2 separate regions of the Homo sapiens genome follow, and region 1 is linked to region 2. A link is an interaction called in ENCODE POLR2A ChIA-PET data of the cell type or tissue named here. Cell type or tissue: Panc1. All regions are shown on one strand. Each heading gives the region's core, and the rest is flanking DNA. Links, peaks and the distances in the headings are about the cores only. Region 1 overlaps TBCE (tubulin folding cofactor E). Region 2 has its middle 8.4 kb from the start of TBCE.

Evidence for each region. Peaks named below come from ENCODE experiments on the same cell type or tissue, not always from the same donor. Only the 100,000 strongest peaks of a DNase experiment are listed, where the experiment ranks them.
Region 1: POLR2A ChIA-PET joins it to region 2 with 7 read pairs; 16 of 35 experiments call an interaction of 5 or more read pairs at or near these places.

The regions. Positions count from the first base shown.
Region 1 is chr1:235,407,825-235,410,641 of GRCh38, reverse strand. All of the region lies in intron 3 of TBCE (tubulin folding cofactor E), which reads right to left. Among named protein-coding and RNA genes, the nearest start is that of TBCE, 42 kb to the right of the region's middle. In Panc1, for the core only: no CTCF peak of the experiment used is centred there; no DNase peak of the experiment used is centred there; H3K4me3 peaks cover 229 bases; H3K27ac peaks cover 2,500 bases.
Region 2 is chr1:235,357,614-235,360,430 of GRCh38, reverse strand. It overlaps the pseudogene LOC100418822. Among named protein-coding and RNA genes, the nearest start is that of TBCE, 8.4 kb to the left of the region's middle. In Panc1, for the core only: no CTCF peak of the experiment used is centred there; no DNase peak of the experiment used is centred there; H3K27ac peaks cover 321 bases.

The DNA.
Region 1 (2,817 bases), core at 317-2,816, 50 kb before region 2:
GCTGAGACCTACCAGGCTGCATTCCAGACTGTTAGGCATTCTAAGTCTCAGGATGAACTAGGAGGTCGGTACAAGATACAGGTCATTAAAGACCTTGCTGATGAAACAGCATGCAGTAAAGAAGCTGGCTAAAACCCACCAAAACCAAGATGGAGATGAGAGTGACCTCTGGTCATCCTCACTGCTACACTCCCACCAGCACCATGACAGTTTACAAATGCCATGGCAACGTCAGGAAATTACCCTACATGGTCTTAAAAGGGGAGGCATGAATAATCCACCCCTTGTTTAGCATATACTCAAGAAATAACCATAAAAATGGGCACCCAGCAGTCCTCGGGACTGTTCTGCCTATGGAGTAGCCATTCGTTATTCCTTTATTATAATTTTTTTTGGAGATAGAGTCTCCCTCTGTTGCCCAGGCTGGAGTGCAGTGGGGTGATCTTGGCTCACTGCAACCTCAGCCTCCCTGGTTGAAGCAATTCTCCTGCCTCAGCCTCCCGGGTTGAAGCAATTCTCCTGCCTCAGCCTCCTGAGTAGCTGGGATTACAGGCGTGCAACACCACGCCCGGCTAATTTTTGTTTCTGTTTTTTTTGTTTTTGTTTTTGTTTGAGACAGAGTCTCACTCTGTCACGCAGGCTGGAGTGCAGTGGCACGATCTCGGTTCACTGCAATCTCCAACTCCCGGGTTCACGCCATTCTCCTGCCTCAGCCTCCCAAGTAGCTGGAACTACAAGCACCCGCCACCACGCCTGGCTAATTTTTTGTATTTTTAGTAGAGACGGGGTTTCACTGTGTTAGATAGGATGGTCTCGAACTCCTGACCTCAAGTGATCCGCCCACCTCGGCTTCCCAAAGTGCTGGGATTACAGGCATGAGCCACGGCGCCAGGCCCTAAATCTACACTTTTTAAAACAGTGGTAATAAACAAGTTTTAAAACCATGGTAAAAAAACAAGAAGTCATGAACAGATCTTTATTACTGTTGAGTTTAGTTGCAGGCAGATGAAAGGAGAGTTAGGAATGTTGTTAGGTAGTTGCAAAACGGATGCTATGCCCTTTACAGATCAAAGACTAACACTAAAGATCAATATTTTCTGGAACATTTCCAGCAGGTTTCTCAGAAAACAAAACAGCCTCAACAAATAGTGAAAAACCCTAGCTGAATGGGTGCCCATCAATAACAACAAATCTCCAAGAGGTAAACTGTAATAATTTACATAGACTCCACTGAGATTCTACATTAATATATTAAGAAACTGTATCCAAACACTGAAATTCCAAACCATGTCTAAAGAGAAAAATGTTGGTGAGGAGGAGAATACAGGGAGGGGTGTCCAAAAACGTTTCTCTTGGAAGCATTTGGCCTGTTCAGGTTCCTTCCTCCTTCTGCCTACCAATTACACATGCTGCTGGTAAAATCATCATCCTGACCCATGGCCCTTGTGGAAACAGCATGTGCTCATAAAACCCAGTTATCAAGATTCATTCTGTCCTATGTCCCCATCAGGACTGCCACATAGAATCGAAGATGCTCAGTTAAGCTTGTATTTCAGATAAACAGCAAATCATTTTTAAGTAAGTATGCCCCCATGCATGTCTCATACTTATACTAAAAAAAAAAAAAAAAAAGATTGGCTGTTTATCTGAAATCCAAAGTTCACTATGCATTTGGTATTTTTGTTTGCTGAATCTGGCAACACTACACAAAGGTAAAGGGTCCCCAACAGACTCCCAGACTTCCACAGTAAGCTTCTTTCTTGTTGGAGCTTTGGATACAAGCTACTGGAAAAGGCCAGGTCTCTGGGGAGTTTCTAATAAATACTGTTGATCTTGATACCCTGTTTGTTTCAGGAATGTTTAGTGTTCAGCAAGGTTGCATAACTAGCTGTTCATCAGGAGAGGAGAACTCAGCTTTCGTGCAGTGTTCAGCGCTGTAACATCTAAAGAGCTGACCCAGAGAGGTTGTTTTCCTGTGAGTAAAGCAGTACAGTAGATAAGCACCTTGCTGTAGACTGCTCTTTTTGTTTGCTTCTCTAATCAGCTGAATTTAATATTCATCTCAACTGCTTTTGCGTTGACACAATTATGATTTTGCTCTGATTCAAGAAAACCTTCCAAAAATGAAGCAGAGCTACCACCTTTTTGAACAGAGATGCGCCTTGCCCACATACTATCATTACATTTCCTGATTAAAAAAAAAAAAAAATCTTCCAACACTTTACACCACACCAAGAGAATATTTTATACCAATCCATTAATGCTCAGCCAAGATCCTCAAAACACTTTACAACTGGCTTATGACACACAAAAGATGAATAAATCAAGGGCTTTCTTTTTTTAGTTTAATTTTTAATTTTTGTGGGTACATACAATATTTTGATACAGGCACACGTGTAACAATCACATCAGGGTGAATGGGGTATCTATCACTTCAAACATTTATCCTTTCTTTCAAACACTTATCCTTTATTGCTAGGGCTTTGTTTCTTAAATTGTCAACCATCCATTTCCTAAGATGTCCATTACCACAGACACAGGCTGGAACAGCACGACCTCTCTGATGCTAAGTATTAAAGTTAGATTCTGCTCCCTAGTGTTGAAGAAAAGTCAGATTTTAAGATTTATTTCTCACCAGAAAAGAGAACTTCTACCATTGCTTGGAAACAGAAGCACTGAAATAAAAGGTGAGTGGGCAGAATACTGACACACACAGCTCTGTTCAGAGCATACTCTGGGGTTTAGGTTGAAAGAAAAAAAAAACTGAAAACCACTCTGCTGTCTACGGACAAGGTAAAGAGGACTTCAAGGTTACTT
Region 2 (2,817 bases), core at 180-2,679:
CTCACCAGAGTAGAGCTGTGAGTGAGGGTGAGGGACCCCAGGAGGGGTCAAGGCTGGTCTTGAACTTCTGGGCTCAAGCGATCCTCCCGCTTCGGCCTCCCAAAGTGTTAGGATTACAGGCATGAGCCACCGTACCCGGCCAGTAATTTTACTTTTGATAAACCCCAAACAGGAAACAATTCAAATGGCTATCAAAAGATGAATGAATAAATTGTGATATATTCATAAATGGAATTCTCCTCCACAATAAAAGGGAGTGAATGGAGGATCTATGCAACAACATGTATGAATCTCAAAATAATTATGCTAAGTATAAAAAAAAAACAAATAGCCAGGCGTGGTGGCTCACACCTGTAATTCCAGCACTTTGGGAGGCCCAGGCAGGCCGATCACTTGAGGTCAGGAGTTCGAGACCAGCCTGGCCAATATGGTGAAACCCCATCTCTACTAAAAATACAAAAATCAGCTGGGCATGGTGGCTCTCACCTGTAGTCCCAGCTACTCGGGAGGCTGGGGCAGGAGAATCCCTTGAACCCAGGAGGTGGAGGTTGCAGTGAGCCAAGACTGCACCATTGTACTCCAGCCTGGGCGTCACAGCGAGACTCTGTCTCAAAAAAAAAAAAAAAAAAATGCAAAACACTGAGAGGTTACTTTGGATGGGTTGTGAAACTGAAAGGGGTGAATGGGATGACTCTAAATAATGGTCCAGGACCCATCCCCTCCGTGTTAGGCTGTTCTTGTGTTGCTATAAAGAAATACTTGGCCAGGCATGGTGGCTCACGCCTGTCATCCCAGCACTTTGAGAGGCCGAGGCAGGCTGATCACCTGACGTCAGGAGTTCGACACCAGCCTGGCTAACATGGCGAAACCCCGTCTCTACTAAAAACACAAAAATTAGCCGGGCATGGTGGCGCACATCTGTAGTCCCAGCTACTTGAGAGGCTGAGGCAGGAGAATGGCTTGAACCAGGGAGGCGGAGGTTGCAGTGAGCCGAGATCATGCCACTGCACTCCAGCCTAGGTGATTGAGCAAGACTTCATCTCAAAAAAATAAAAAACACAAATAAACAAATAAATACTTGAGGCTGGGTAATTTCTAAAGAAAAGAGATTTAATTTGTTCACGGTTCTGGACAGTACAAGAAGTGTGGTGCTGGCATATCCTTCTGGTGAGGGCCTCAGCAAGCTTACAATCGTGGTGGAAGGCGAAGGGGGAGCAGGTGTGTCACATGGCAAAAGCCAGAGCAAGAGAAAGCTAGTGGGGAGGTGCCACATACTTTTAAATAACTGGATCTCCCATGAACTAACTGAGGGAGAACTAACTTATCACCAAGAGGATGGTGTCAAACTATTAATGAGTTTAATATGATAGAATCACCCCTATGATAGAATCACCTCCCACACTAGGCTCTACCTTCAACACTGGAGATTACATTTCAACATGAGATTTTGGGGGAAAAAATATCCAAACCCTATCACCCTTCATTTTTGCATCTAACGTCTGGAAGCTGTGGCTTCCTCCACCTTATCTCAGCTCCCCCCAAAATTTTCTGAACTCTTACCCATTTGCTGTAACTTCCTTGATCATAAATACAAGAGTCCAATCCAATACAACCGAAACCTCTTCTGATTTTTTTTTTTTTTTCAGATGGAGTCTCACTTTGTCACCCAGGCTGGAGTGAAGTGGCATGATCTCGGCTCACTGCAACCTCCACCTCCCGGGTTCAAGCAATTCTACTCCTCAGCTTCCCGTGTAGCTGGGATTACAGGCACGCACCAGCACACCCAGCTAATTTTTGTATTTTTAGTAGAGATGGGATTTCGCCGTGTTGGCCAGGCTGGTTTTGAACTCCTGACAGGTGATCTACCTGCCTCAGCCTCCCAAAGTGGTGGGATTACAGGCGTGAGCCACCACACCCGGCCTTTTTTTTTTTTTTTTGAGACAGGGTCTCACTCCATTGCCCAGGCTGTAGTGAAGTGGCATGATCTTAGTTCACTGCAACCTCTGCCTCCCAGGTTCAAGCCATTCTCCAGCTTCAGCCTCCCTAGTAGCTGGGACTACGGGCATGTTCCACCATGCCTAATTTTTTTTTTTTTGGTAGAGACGGGATTTCACCATGTTGCCCAGTCTGGTCTCGAACTCCTGAGCTCAAAGTGATCGCTAGCCTGGTCCTCCCAAAGGGCTGGGATTGCAGGCGTGAGCCATCTCACCCAGCCTTCCGCATTCTATTGTTTCATCTTTTTGTACTGTACATTAGATCTACAGAGTACTCTGCAGGCAGTTAAGTTATAAAATGGTGAGGAAATAGCTCCAATCTCCATATCTCTTTCTTTGGCATGACTGAAGTCAGAGTTGGGGTGGGGTTAGACTGGACTCGCCCCCATCAATTTCAGCATATTTTCATCCAATGTACAGGCAGCTGCCCCTACCTTTTGATACCCTCTTCCTTACCAATGCCAAAATGAAACAAAACAAAACAATACCCACTTGAGACAGACTTTAAGGTGGCCCTGTGACCCCTGCCTCCGGGTATTCAGCCCCGTATAATTCCCTAATCCCCTTTCCTTGAGTGTGGGCAGGGTCTGTGACTTGCTTTTAACCAATAGACAATGATAAAAATAATGGGATGTCATTCCTATGATTACATTTTTATAAGACTGTCTTGTTAGCTGCCTGACACTAGAGCCTGCCTGTCTCTCTGTGTGGGTCTCTGTCTTTCTTCCTGGCTTCGAGGAAGCAATCTACTGTGAATCCTACAGCTGAAAGCAAATGAATTCTACCAAGCCGAGGGAGCCTGAAATTGGATCCTTCCCTGCTA